Regions from separate parts of the Homo sapiens genome. Here region 2 is linked to region 1. A link is a contact called in ENCODE Hi-C or POLR2A ChIA-PET data. All regions are on one chromosome and are shown on one strand. Each heading gives the region's core, a stretch centred on a gene start or an enhancer-like site at or near the end of the contact. The rest is flanking DNA. Distances are from core to core; before and after follow the strand shown.

Evidence for each region. Hi-C counts contacts between places; a loop is a spot of excess contacts on that map. ChIA-PET counts read pairs that join two places held with the same protein, here RNA polymerase II (POLR2A). Pooled maps may share reads with other maps.
Region 2: a loop to region 1 is called in a map of PC-3, with 7 times the contacts of the local background. The contact joins the enhancer-like site here to the promoter of GRPR in region 1. A Hi-C loop is called at or near these places in 1 of 168 maps with a recorded cell type or tissue (PC-3), 6 of 37 single-sample maps with no recorded cell type and 4 of 50 pooled maps. POLR2A ChIA-PET finds 5 or more read pairs at or near these places in 1 of 52 experiments (GM12878).

The regions. Positions count from the first base shown.
Region 1 is chrX:16,120,275-16,127,519 of GRCh38, forward strand. It overlaps GRPR (gastrin releasing peptide receptor), which reads left to right and starts at 3,291. Exons shown (of 3, transcript NM_005314.3): 1 at 3,291-4,092. The coding sequence starts at 3,680. RefSeq lists an enhancer at 2,992-3,286.
Region 2 is chrX:16,183,674-16,190,918 of GRCh38, forward strand. No RefSeq gene overlaps it. Among named protein-coding and RNA genes, the nearest start is that of MAGEB17-AS1, 19 kb to the left of the region's middle. RefSeq lists enhancers at 1,631-2,830, 2,824-3,568. Within about 2 kb of position 2,163, at least 2 of the 41 ENCODE cell types and tissues checked have a DNase peak (open chromatin) inside an H3K27ac peak, as active enhancers do; they include PC-3, where a contact is called at or near this core.

The sequences.
Region 1 (7,245 bases), core at 2,041-4,540:
TTAATTATTTACTTCTATGCTTTCAGACTTCACCTCTCATTTTCCATTGGCTTTCTTACATTCCCTTGTTCATCTAGCAAACTCAATATGCCTGAAGCCAAATTCAGCCTTTCCCTCCAGAAGCTTCCCTTTTGACCTTGCTCATAGCCAGTGGGAAGAGGCTTTGTCTCCACACTCTGTGGTCCCATTGAATCTACCTGTTCTCCTAAATTCTATCAAGTCACTGTTGCCCACCTCATGTTAGAGCCCCACAGAAAATCCAGTCTTTTGGAAAGATGAAAAAGGTGACTCTATTGACTGAAATAGAAACAGAAGTGACAACCCTGTCCCAACACATAAGAAAAGATGCTGAGTCATACTCCAATTCTATTCAGAAATTGGACTCCCTGGGGACAGAGATTTTATATTACATTTGTTCCATGTCATGTTCACATGTCAGAGGCATCTCATGTTCACCAGTAAATAAAAAGCTAAGCAAATGTCTGAATACGTTTGGTGTTTGGTGTTCCGGCTCTGCCGGAAGGTGACACATAATGGTAGGGATGGAAAGAGTCATTATAGTTAATTAGTTGAAATGACATAGAAATTATGGAATTAGCTTTTTTTTTTTTTTTTTTTTTTTTGAGAGGGAGTCTTGCTCTGTCGCACAGGCTGGAGTGCAGTGGCACGATCTCGGCTCACTGCAAGCTCTGCCTCCTGGGTTCACGCCATTCTCCTGCCTCAGCCTCCCAAGTAGCTGGGACTACAGGTGCCCATCACCACGCTTGGTTAATTTTTTGTATTTTTAGTACAGACGGGGTTTCACTGTGTTAGCCAGGATGGTCTCGATCTCCTGACCTCATGATCCACCCGCCTCGGCCTCCCAAAGTGCTGGGATTACATGCGTGAGCCACCGCACCTGGCCCGAATTAGCTTTTTAAAGCATCCTTGATCCCCGAAAATATTAGATGTCAAACCTCAACGCACCTTTACTCCTAAAATACCATTAGAAGAATCTATAGTGCTGTGGAACACATAATGCTAACACCAGCTATGAGAAATCAATATCTATCAGCATCCCCTTAACTTACATTGGAAGAAACACTAACCACCCAATTAGATTTAAGTAGTGAGGCTGACTCAGCACACAGGGGTGTCTAAAGAAATAAAGGGAAACAACATCCAGAAGTTCTCTTTGTGAACCAAAAATATGCCTTTTAGACCAAACTTCTTAGCAAGAATACAAGATCCATCACAATCTCACCCAAACCTGCTTCTAGCTGCATTTCACGCTGTTCTTTTTCCACCCCTGTCTTCCAATCTGGGTGACCCTCTGGATTTATAGATGTCCCTCTGCTCAATGTCATGCTCTTTCCTTTATGCCTTGATCCTAGGCACATATGATTTTCTTCATTCAAAAGACCTTGTCAACACTTAACCTTTAAAGATATCGTCTTTTCTGGAGAAAAGGTAGTTGCTTCACTCCAGAGAGGGGTTGGGGTCTAAAGAGCTGTGAGAGTACACATCTTCATGCTATTTTTCTCAGCCTCTTGCTCAGTGCCTGGCAACTGGTAGATGTTTGATAAATTTTTTTCAAGTAAATAAAGGAGTTGCTAATTCACTCGTATGAGTGCTTGCCTATTGATCTGAGGTCAATCACTCTTCTGAACTCATTGGGCTTTTCCAAAGTAAGCCTTTCCCCCTCAATCTAATAATGATAATAATAATAAGTGCTAATATTAATTGAGCACTTACTATGTGCCAAATACTATGCAATCTTAACATGAATCATTTCATCTAACTTCATAAGTTCTCCTCACCCTGCAGATGAGGAACCTGAAGCTTAAGACACTAAGTAACTTGCCATAATTATAAATGAGGGAGCCAGGATTGAAGCAGAGCCTGTGTACTGTATCATTAAGCTATATTGCTGGCAACTAATCAACACCACTGGGCTCATGGCTATTGGCTGGTTACTGGTGCTACTGATCTCTGCCGAGAAGCTCTTCCACCTCTAGCCATGCAGCATCAGTCTCCCTCCTGCTGGCAGAGAGGGGCGCTGAGCCTTTCATATTTACATAGAAAGCATGGCAGCAGCCTCAGTGTTGGAACCTGCCACTGGAAATGTCCATAACAACACAGTTGGGGGCTTTCTTTGTGGGCCCTGGCATGGTAAGTGCAAGTTTTGTTATTCCTTATGGGTTCTGAAAAATGAGACTTCACCTGTTAGTGACTGGCTTCACGTCATGTACCTGGAGGAGCTGGCTTCACATACGTCATAAAGATGCACTCTAATAATGTATTTAGAAGTTGTTGGCTAAAGGTCTAAGCCTGATTCTAATAGCACTTCCTCAATTAAGCTTTTTCTAGCACTCCTTCAACGATAACTTACTTCTTTTACCACCCACTCAATTCCTCAGTATTGTATCTATCACGCTTTTATAGTTCTTTATTTTCCACACAGGGCTATAAAGAGGATATTTGCTATAAAACATGGCAAACATTCAATTAAAAATGCAAATAGCTGCATCAAAATGCCGATTCATAAAATTTTTAGATCAGATGAGAAAAGACCCATTTTTCTGGAAAAGACTATTGATCATTGAGAGTTAAGAATACAGCTGGTTCCCAATTTAATTTCTCCCTGGTAAACAGAATAGGAATGGCTTGGCAAATCTACAGGAAAGAACATGTGTGCATTGTGCTTCTGGCTTTTCCAGATGTCAGTTGCTGAAGGTTTAAGGTGTGAGTCTGTGCATGTGTTTCTGAGGATCAGTCCCTGTTCAAAGAGGCAGTGGGAAGACTGAGTGGGATAACTCACACATGGACACCCTGTGCATCAGTGTGCGTTTAATTCAAAGACAGACCTCATTTGATAGCAATATTGACATGTCATTCTAATGAATTAGAAAAAATGAGAAAATGGGATGTAAATCCCCATCTGGATTCATGGGGATAGTATCAGAAAGATTTTCAGTGCCTTTGCAGAATGCTAGCAACATTTATTAAATACCTACCCTAGGTGCTATGTGCTTACATGAGAAGCCAAAGGTATCTGTTAAGCTAGGTAGGAACTGCAGTCGGCTGGTTGCTTCTCATCTGGAGAAAGCAGGCAACTGGGCAGTGATTGAAGTGTCCAGCAGGGGGCTGGCATTCTCTGTCTATAAGTAACACTGGTTCCTCTTCAGAGCCTCAGCTCAGCGGAGCTGCCGTTTGCTGGTGAAGCCCGTGACGTGCAAAGCATCCTGCCTATAGGATTTGAGGATTTCTCAGTGCAGTTTTTTTCTACCCACTTTAAACCTCCAGATTCTAAATATCAGGAAAGACGCTGTGGGAAAATAGCAGGCCAAAAGTTCTTAGTAAACTGCAGCCAGGGAGACTCAGACTAGAATGGAGGTAGAAAGAACTGATGCAGAGTGGGTTTAATTCTAAGCCTTTTTGTGGCTAAGTTTTGTTGTTGTTAACTTATTGAATTTAGAGTTGTATTGCACTGGTCATGTGAAAGCCAGAGCAGCACCAGTGTCAAAATAGTGACAGAGAGTTTTGAATACCATAGTTAGTATATATGTACTCAGAGTATTTTTATTAAAGAAGGCAAAGAGCCCGGCATAGATCTTATCTTCATCTTCACTCGGTTGCAAAATCAATAGTTAAGAAATAGCATCTAAGGGAACTTTTAGGTGGGAAAAAAAATCTAGAGATGGCTCTAAATGACTGTTTCCTTCTGAACTTGGAGGTGGACCATTTCATGCACTGCAACATCTCCAGTCACAGTGCGGATCTCCCCGTGAACGATGACTGGTCCCACCCGGGGATCCTCTATGTCATCCCTGCAGTTTATGGGGTTATCATTCTGATAGGCCTCATTGGCAACATCACTTTGATCAAGATCTTCTGTACAGTCAAGTCCATGCGAAACGTTCCAAACCTGTTCATTTCCAGTCTGGCTTTGGGAGACCTGCTCCTCCTAATAACGTGTGCTCCAGTGGATGCCAGCAGGTACCTGGCTGACAGATGGCTATTTGGCAGGATTGGCTGCAAACTGATCCCCTTTATACAGCTTACCTCTGTTGGGGTGTCTGTCTTCACACTCACGGCGCTCTCGGCAGACAGGTAAGTACAGGCTGAAAGTTACATGCTCTCCAAGGGTGATAGACGCCTGGGTAAATGAACTACCATGTCGGGACAGGGAGCTGATTGCACAAGGGAAGTTTTACTCAAACACGGATTCCCTTCCAGGCAGGTTTTTATTCTGGGTATGACTTCTTGAGTGTAACATATTGGTTTAAGAAAGAAAAGTGAATGATGGGGACAGAAGGAGACAGATGAGAAAAAAAAAATCTCTAAGCAGAAAACTGAGGTGCCTTTTTCTGGAGACATATCTATTTAGCATTGCCTTTTCCTAACTTCTCCCTCCTTGCAAAATTAATTGACCAGTGAGAAAGACAATCACACCCAATAGAGTTTAAACCTCAGGCAAATGTTTTTTAGGAGCAATTGAAACCCCTCAGAGAACAGGAAAGTTCCACTGGATTTCTTCAAAACGTTCTTTCAGAAATAACCAAGAGGAGAAAATAAGCCTCATTTCTCTGAAATTCATTTTCCTCAGACAGTTTAACTTTTCTCACAGCTGATTTTGAATTTGACTCTCTGTGATAGAACAATTGTATGCCGGTTTTCCTAAGTCTCTCTTAAATGAAATCAAACATTATTTGAGTTTTTAAAATTTTCTGGAGAAAGCTCTATTCAAGGTTGATTTCTAATTTTAATATCTTTATTGACAATACTTCATATACCATGCTTTTGGGGCTTATTGTGGGGAGGAAGAGGGAGTTCACTACAGTTTTTTATTCTGGGAAATATACATATTTGCAAACTGCATTTCTTGTGTGAGCACATTGCATAAAAGTTTACGTTTATTCAGTCTTAAAACTATATATTCATTCTTTGAACATTTATCAAGTGTCTAGCATGTAAGAAACACTTACCTGAATTAGCAAGTCAAGAAATAGCTGCAGGTTGTTCACATAAATTACTGAACATACTTTATGTACTTCTGTGTTCTGGAAATTGGACATAGTAATGAATAGACTTTCAGACACAGCATAGACCATATGGTCAAACCCAGAAAAACTGCTGCAATGAACCTAGACTATAAATTTTTCACTTATAATCAACTGTATGTTATGTGTTAAAGATACAGAAGGATTTGAGAGTGTTCTGGAAAAGACATAGATGCTGCTCTTGAAAGTTTATACTCCGAAGAAAATGTCCCACATTTTAATACATGTGGTGCTGGATTCTCATTTTGTAGAGGAACAAACAGTCCTCAGGTGATCTGGCTTTGTTGAGTAATGGACAAATAAAGATAGTGTTATCAGTATTTATAGACATGTGTTTATGCTTAGCTACCTGAAGCACACTGCCCAGCACACGACATTTTCAAAGTCTGAAAAGTAATAGCACAGAAGTAAGGTTTGCACATTGTACCGACTGGACAGAGTTTCTCCATTCCCTCCATTCCCCTTCGGCTTGCACATCCTCCCCTGCACATCTGCCCACAGATACCAATGACCACAGACAGTTTCATGTATTGATTCAGGGCTGGCAAACTCTGGAGCTGGCAGAAGGGCTGTGGCTTGTTACCAATGGCCGAGGGCTCTTCAGGATGAGGGTAATTTTCTTAATGGGAAGGAGAGATTTTGGTTTCCGGGTTGGTGAGTGCAGTGGTACAGATGGTGTTTACTCTCTTCTTAGGGAGAAAAACAGAAAGGAAAGTGAGGGCATGAACTGTAAAGATGCAGCTGCAGGGAACTCTTCTCTGGAGTTTCAAAGCAGACCAAGTTCACCATCAACAGAAAGGGAAAGCTCTTTCAAAAGCCAGGTTGCACTCCTTCGCGGCTCCAGTGTGTTCCCAGTAAGTTTATAGTTACTGCCTGTCCTTGCCAAGTTCAGAAATTACTAGAAGCTCCCATATAGCTAACTTTTTGTGTTTTGCTAAGTCTTTAAAAAGCTGATGGATCACCTGAATCACAGGTAGTGCATCTAACCAATTCCAATAGAAAGAATAGGTATTGAGCTAAATGATTAAGACTGTACTTTTTTTCTATTCATCTCATTTTTGAAAACAATGGGATTCTTCTATCTTATATCTCTGAGGTTGGCAGGGCAAATATATATTCTATATTATTTTTTCTTCTCAACAAGGTGTAATCCATATACACAGTAAACTGAACAAGTAACAGCTCAATATATTTTTACATATGTCTATAGAACTGCATAACCAGATGGAGATATAGAACAGTTCCAGCATCCCCCAGAGTTTCTCTTATGCCCTTTCCTAGTTAATACCCCCATACAGAGGCAATCACTATTCTGATTCCAATCACCATAGGTTATTTTTGCCAGTTCTTTAATCTCATATAAATGGAATCATATAGCAAGTACTCCTTTGTATCTATCTTCTTATGCTTATCATTATCTCTGTGATATTCACCTGTATTAATACGTGTAACAGTGTGGTTTGTTCTTTTTAATTGTGTGTGGTGTTCCATTGTATGAATACACTTTGGTTTATTTATTCCTTCTAATACCGATGGACACTGGGTTGTTTTTAGTTTGGGGATGATGATAACCTGCTCTGGACATTCTTATTCATGTCTTTGGGGAAACATAAGTGTTTATTTTTCTTGGATATATGTCTGCGAGTGAAATTGCTGGGTTATAGGGGCCTATATTTACTAAATATTGTCAGTTTTCAAGGTGGTAGTCTGTATTAGGTAGATTGGTGAAAAAGTGAATGAACTAGAAGACCCTCCAAACCAGATGATCACCAGAGTCACAGGGGAGCTTTAAAAACATACAGATTCCTAGGCCCTGTCCTAAATCTACTGAATTCAGGGTTCTGAGGCATGAGTGGGGCACATAGTGATAACCATCCATCCCTGCCCCCTATACATTGCCCAGCATTGCCAGTCCTCATTCCAGCTTCCCTTCTGCAGTTCCCCCCTTCACCGGGTGAATTCGAGTCTTTGTCAATATGAAAAGAATATCAAGTTTCTAGAAAAGTTTACACTGGCATCACCGGGTAAAAGGGAGACTTCAAGGCAGTCCCAGAAACCAGAATTCTGGGGATTTGCACAGCTGAGCAGTTGTAGGTTTGCATTCAACCACCTTCAATATTGATCCCCATCCTCCCTCTCCTCCCATGCTTTCTGTCCTTACACACACACTGATATCCTCATACACAGTGGTTGCACTGATGTG
Region 2 (7,245 bases), core at 913-3,412, 62 kb after region 1:
AAGAGAAGGCTGCCTTCCCTAGTCCGTGACTGGCGCCGGAGTTTTGGGTCCACGGATAAAACGTGTCTCCTTTGTCTCTACCAGAAAATGAAAGGAGTTGAAATTAAGAGAAGGGAGAGATTGAAGAGTGGCGCCAAGATTGAAAGGAGAAAGAGGTTGAGGGATAGTGAGGGAGGTTGGAGAAGAGAGTAAAAAGAGGCCACTTACTGTATTTGAAATTGGTGAGATGTTTCTTGGGCTGGTCGGTCTGAGGACCTGAGGTCATAGGTGGATCTTTCTCACGGAGCAAAGAGCAGGAGGACAGGGGATTGATCTCCTAAGGGAAGTCCCCTGATCCGAGTCACGGCACCAAATTTCATGCGCGTCAGTGTGAGGAGACTACTAAACAGGCTTTGTGTGAGCAATAAAGCTTTTAATCACCTGGGTGTAGGCGGGCTGAGTCCGAAAAGAGAGTCAGCGAAGGGAGATAAGGGTGGGGCCGTTTTATAGGATTTGGGTAGATAAAGGAAAATTACAGTCAAAGGGGGGTTCTCTGGCTGGCAGAGTGGGGGTCACAAGGTGCTCAGTAGGGGAGCTTTTGAGCCAGGATGAGCCAGAAGAAGGAATTTCACAAGACAGTGTCATCAGTTAAGGCAGGAACAGGCCATTTTCACTTCTTTTGTGGTGGAATGTCATCAGTTAAGGCAGGAACCGGCCATCTGGATATGTACGTGCAGGTCACAGAGGATATGATGGCTTAGCTTGGGCTCAGAGGCCTGACAATGATCAAGTCTTTTCTAAACTTTAAAAAATTATTTTAATTTCATCCTGAGTGAATTCATGTTTGAGTGGTGATTTTGTCAGCCGTCTTTCTTAACACATAATTTCTTTACTTTCTTTGGAATTTTGGTTTATAAGACCATTTTGAGTCTTTGAGACAGAGCTCTCTCCCTCTCCTCCTGTTGCTGCTTTCCAGCAGGTTTTTAGTACTTCTGCCTCTGGACTGATAATACAGAACCAAGAGTTTTTTTGAAAGTTCCAGGTCTCAACCCCGTGATGATATCAGGGATGTCTCAGATCCAGTCACTAAGCCTGCAGACATCTTGGCTCCATTCTGGTGTGAAAGCTGCTTATGTCTTCTCTTCTGTTAGAGGCTCACCTGTGAACTACAGCCAATAAACCTAGGCAAACAGAGCAGGACACAATACTTGGCACCTATTTCTAAAAGGTGGCTAAACTTTGTGCACCCTGCTGCCTGGGTAATGTTTTGTTGTTGTTGTTGTTTTGAGACGGACTCTTGCTCTGTCACCCAGGCTGGAGTGCAGTGGCATGATCTTGGCTCACTGCAACCTCCGCCTCCCAGGTTCAAGCGATTCTCCTGCCTCAGCCTCCCGAGTACCTGCGATTACAGGCATGCGCCACCATGCCTGGCTAATTTTTGTATTTTTAGTAGAGATGGGGTTTCACCATATTGGTCAGGTTGGTCTTGAACTCCTGATGTCATGATCCGCCTGCCTCGGCCTCCCAAAGTGCTGGGATTACAGGCATGAGCCACTGTGCCCGCCATGCCTGGATAATGCTTAAAGACAGAGAAGCAGACAGTCTATCCAGCTGGGGAACTTTAGGAGTCAGGCTTTTAAAGCCCAAGAGGGAATTTTACTTGAAAATGAATCTGATTTTATATGGGGTTATTTGCCCACAAGTAACAAAGATTTTAATTATAACTGCTTTTCTTTGGGAGATATATCAAGGATTCAATAAATGAACCTACCTTAAAGAATGTCAGAACATGAGAAAATATTCCAAAGACCAAAAGAAAGACCAGAGCAGAGGAAGGTGGGGAGAGAAAGAGAGAAACTAGGAGAAGGAAAGAGAAGCGGACGGGAGAACTAGGTACGGAGAAAGGAAGGGAAGAGAGACAGAAGCAGAGATACAGAGACAGGTGGGGGGCAGAAAGAGCCAAAGGGAGAAATATAGACAGTGAGAGACAGCCAAAGGCAGGGATAAAAAGGAAACGCTTGCAAAAAATCATGTCACTACATTGAAGGGATTCCATTTTCTGGCTTTTATAAAAGAAAATATGGCCACAGCCCTGTGAGTAGATGGACCCTACTTGCTGAGTCTGTTGAGAGGATAACCCAGAAGGGAGGAAGTGGTAAAAATGACTAATCTGGTAAAAATGACTAATCTTTCTGTCACTTGAATGACCCCTTCCAAGCCTGAGACAGAAGGCTGCTCTACACTAGCTGTTGCCCAGCACAGACAAGGAGCCTTCCCCACTGCCTCTGGCCGCTTCTAACAGCCAGGCTGATTCGATAGTCTCTTCAATAACCCATTCATCCACAGCCTTATATTCATTTTCATCCTGAGTAACACTAATTGCCCTTCTGCCAAGAGCATGTGGAAGGCATTGATTGATGACACTGCAGTATTTTCCACTTCAGCAGCAGCAGCCATGTGTGTCTTGGCTGATGCAGACTTTCCTCAGGTGAGCATCTTCCAGGATCAGTGACTGCAGGAAAAGTGAGCCCTCATCAGCAAACTAGTAGTTGGGTTAATAGAATGAACTACAGAAGATTAACCCCATCCTAATGACTGATCCTTCCCTTTGAAACATCACAGTGAACTATCATAATGAGGCCAAATATTTGCTCCCCTGTAAGAGTGCCTCCATTTATCCAAAGCTGTCTTTGCTTGGGTTTCCCCAAATGCAGAATCTGAGAGAAGGATACAAGTACAGGTAGTTTATTTGGGAGGTGCAGATAACACTGGTAGGAGAGTGGGGAAATGTCACAAAACAGAGAAGGCAGCCAATAAAGGATGCATTATCAAGCCAGCTTCCACTGTGGGAAACTGGAGCTTAATCCTACAGGGCAACTCTGAGAAGTGGTGTGAAACCTATGCCTTGAGGGTTTTTAACCCAAGGAGAGAGGGAGCTGGGGTATTTATATACCAACTTCTGGCAGGAATTAACCTCTCTTGGGAGGAATTGTTTCATGGAAGTTCCAGCCTGCCTTACATATAAGCAGAGTGGCCTTCCATTTAAACATTAAAAGTAGACATTTGCAGTTGAAAGTTGGCTGGGGTAGACTTAAGTGTTAAGGCCTGAGTTATATGTGGCACTTATGCAAAGCTTGCCCAAAAGCCTTAGTGGAAACACTGAAACTTGCTTCATTTACTGAGCTCCTCTGAAAACGGCTTTCCATCTCTAAAGGTTCACAGCATGAGCTCATTTACAAGTAGTTTAGCAACCTACATTCGTGGCACACCTGAATTAGTCCCAGCACTTAGGTTCAACGTCAACTCTTGATATGCAACTAACCAGGCAAAGTCATTTAACCTGAGTCTCAACTTTTTTCATCTGTCAGGAAGAGATATTAAGTTTTGACCTCCCTCACAGGCATGAAATGAGGCTCAAAATCAAAATATGATAATATGCATGAGGTGTCAACAAACTTTTCTAAAGGTCCAGATAGTAAACATCTTAGCCTTTGCAGGCCATGTGATCTCAGTGGCTACTCACCTCTGCTATTTCAGCAGGAAAACAGTCTAGACAATAGGTAAACAAATGCATGTGGCTGTATTCCAATAAAACTTGATTTACAAAATAAGGCAGCAGGCTAAATTTGACCTACCAATCCATGAGCTGTGTTTTGCCAACCTCTTATGTACACGAAAGACTTTTGTAAACTTTAGTGCTATGCACATTCTCTGTATCATTTATCCCTCACTCAATAAATCATTGGAATTCACTATCCCTGTCATCCCGGGGGTGGAATTCTTAGTTTCTTCCTTCATACAGCACGTATTTACTGAGCACCTCTTCTGTGGAAGGCATTATGCTGGCCCTGGGGCTTCAGTGCTAATAAGACAGACACAGTCCATGCCCAACACCTAGAATGGCAATCCTAAACCTGTTCTCCCACCAGTCTGCACAAAATAGTTATTCCTTTGGATGAACAAGTGACAACTGCAACTGAAACCCTATCGGTGCCTGGGAGAGTTGGAGGCATAGGCAGCATTACTAAAACAGCTTAACCTCAGGGCCCCACACTTGTATTGAATCCTTCCAAGGCCCTGGAAGGGGCCCTAGCAGTGATTCATATGGTCATATATTTTTGTCAAATTCACAAATACAAGCTATTTTAAAGCATAATTGAGTAAGGTCACTGTCTTTTTCTACTCTGACTTATCCTCCATCACACTTCCCCTGTGTTAGATGGTTTCCCTGATTCTTCCCTTTGAAACAGCATTGTAAGCTATGAGCAGTCACTCCAAACTCTTTTTACATTTTTTTTTTTTTTTTTTTTTTTTAAGAACGAGGCTTGCTCTGTTGCCCAGGCTGGAGTGCAGTGTCGCGATCTCAGCTCACTGCAACCTCCACCTCCCGGGTTCACACCATTCTCCTGTCTCAGCCTCTGAGTAGCTGGGACCACAGGCACCCGCCACCACGCCCGGCTAATTTTTTGTATTTTTACTAGAAACGGGGTTTCACCGTGTCAGCCAGGATGGTCTCGATCTCCTGACCTCGTGATCCACTCTCCTAGGCCTCCCAAAGTGTTGGGATTACAGGCGTGAGCCACTGCTCCCAGCCCAGCCATTCCAAACTCTTTTTAATAAAAAACATTATCACTGTGTGGACTTTGGAGTTACGGTCTATTGGGACTTCTTTCAGACAGGCCCCCTTTTGAGGGACAAGAATTAACAATAGTTAAGTCATTATTCGCCATGGCTCTTTGGTACCTTTGTGGCCAAAGCACTGTAGGAGAGGGCTGGTATTAACAGTCATGATAATTTCTGGGATAAGAACTAGTGGGAGAATGTAAAATGACAAGAGGGGCTGTCAAATTATTTAAGGAAGCAAACTTCTAAGTTTAGGGAAAAGGCTCAGGAAAAGCCAAGTAAAATTTATCAGCACTAAGATTTAGAAATTTACAAAGTCACCTTTAGCCTTTTACAGGCTTATATTCATTCCTGAGCTAACCTGAGCCCCATAATTTCACAGCATTTACCCACCTAAGGACCAGCCCAGTATTCATGAAAAACCCATGAATGCAAGTGTTCATCTGTGTATGGATATGTATACATATGTATTTGAGTGTATATGTACGCATGTAACTACATAAGTATGTTTGACATCTATGTAAAACTCTCTTAAAACAAATATTCAGATACTAGGAAAAGGTGACATCATTGTACTTCCAAATATAGACCAATTATATGAACAATAGCTATGATTCATTGAAAGCTTACCATGTGCCAAACATCATGCAAGCACTTTACACAAAATCTTACAAAGCAGGTGCAGTTGGTACAGTTATTATTGTCTCTGTTATTTGGATACAGAAATTGAAGCACTAAGAGGTTAGGAACTTTCCCAAGAACAGTAACTTATAACTGATGCAGCTAGGATTTAAACTCAGGTATTTTTGACTCCAGAACCTGATTTTTAACTACCACATAGTAGTGTGGTTAAAAAAACTGTAAATGTCCTGTCAAAAGGACAATGTCTTCACAAAACAACCTAGAGCCTTGGGAATGAATTTGTTCACCAAGAGTCATTGTAGGAAACTGGCATTTGTATGTCTGGGCTGGGGCCAGGATTCAGGCACAGAGAGCATTTTCTCCTGGTGTAAATGTTATGGAAAGGACTCCAGGACTCAGTCTCTCACTCTTTCTCTTAATACTTTTCCGTTACATCAGTCACCCCAGCGATGATTCCACCTGTCTTTCTCCAGATTCCATGAGCCCCATTTTCTGACAAAGATGTTTATTGTCTCTGACCCACTAAATATTGACACCATACACCTATTCCCTGGGCATCTTTATCTAAGTAAGGCACATATTCAATACAAGGTTTCCAAATGAGACATACAAGTTTTGTTTCTTTCTGCTTCTAGTAGCCAAGAGGCCAGGCTAAAAATGATTGAGGTACAAGAAGTCTCTCAAGTGGCACGTAATTGAGTTTTGGTACTGACCTATATGCAGATGGTCCTCAAGGTGTGATTTTTCTTGGTATTCACATTGTCTTCGAAATTCCACTCAATTTCTTTATGCTTCTGTTAATGTCCTTCAGCTAAAGACCATCAGGAGCACACCTATAGCCAGTCAAAGTTGGCTTTATTGACTTATTACAATGAGAGTGAATGAACACCATGGGGAGCCATAGGGCATCTCAATAGAGGGTGTTAGGACTTATCATAGTATTTGGACTTGTAGTGGGTGATTTGGAGGAAGGTTCAGGAAGCAGGACTTTATTCCAGATTACAAGCTGTTAGGAAATGGTAATTCTATTATTGAGTGTCATAATAAATCTTATCTAAAGGAAGGAAGACTAGTATGAGGCTAACACTGTCATTGATAAGGCAGCATCCGTTACTTATATTAGCCAAGATAGAAAGCCATTTGATCATTTTTGTGGTTTGAACGATGTTCATGTTTTTGTTTGTGTTCAGACATGACTGCAAGGTGGTCTTATTTTCTCTTGATCCATCGCGGTCAGAGTGGGCTTATCTGAATCTGGTGCTCTGTGAGATTGCTTACGCTTAACAAGAAAACACCATGGTTTAGCTGTAAGTGCCAAGCTAGCTCTTAGCAACACCAAGGATTAGCTAATAGGACCAGGCCAACTCTTGAGTATTAGAGATGCTTTAAATCTGCTGTTTTCTTTTATATTTTCTAGTTATTGTAGTTTTTAAAAAAAATGGATCCATAATACATGTACATATTTATGGGGTACATGTGATATTATGATACATGCATGCAATGTGTAATGATCAAATCAGGATAATTGGGATATCTATCATCTCAAACATTTCTTATTTCTTTGTGTTGCGAACATTTTACATCTTCTAATCATTTTCAAATATACAACAAATTATTAACTATAGTCACCTGACTGTGATATTGAACTTATTCCTTCTATCTGACTATATTCTTGGACCAGGCACACTGGCTCACTCCTGTAATCCCAGTGCTTTGGGGCTGACACAGGAGGATCACTTGAGGCCAGGAGTTTGAGACCAGTCTGGGCAACATAGCAAGACCCCATCCCTACAAAAAATCAAAAAATTAGCCAGGCATGATAGTCCTAGCTACATATCTGTAGTCCTAGCTCCTCAGGAGGCTGAGGTGGGAGTATCACTTGAGTTCAGGAGTCTGAGGCTGCAGTGAGCTATGATTGTGCCACTGCACTCCAGACTGGGCAACAGAGTGATGTCTTTAAAAAAAATAAAATAAATTTTTAAAAAATAAATTTAAAATAAA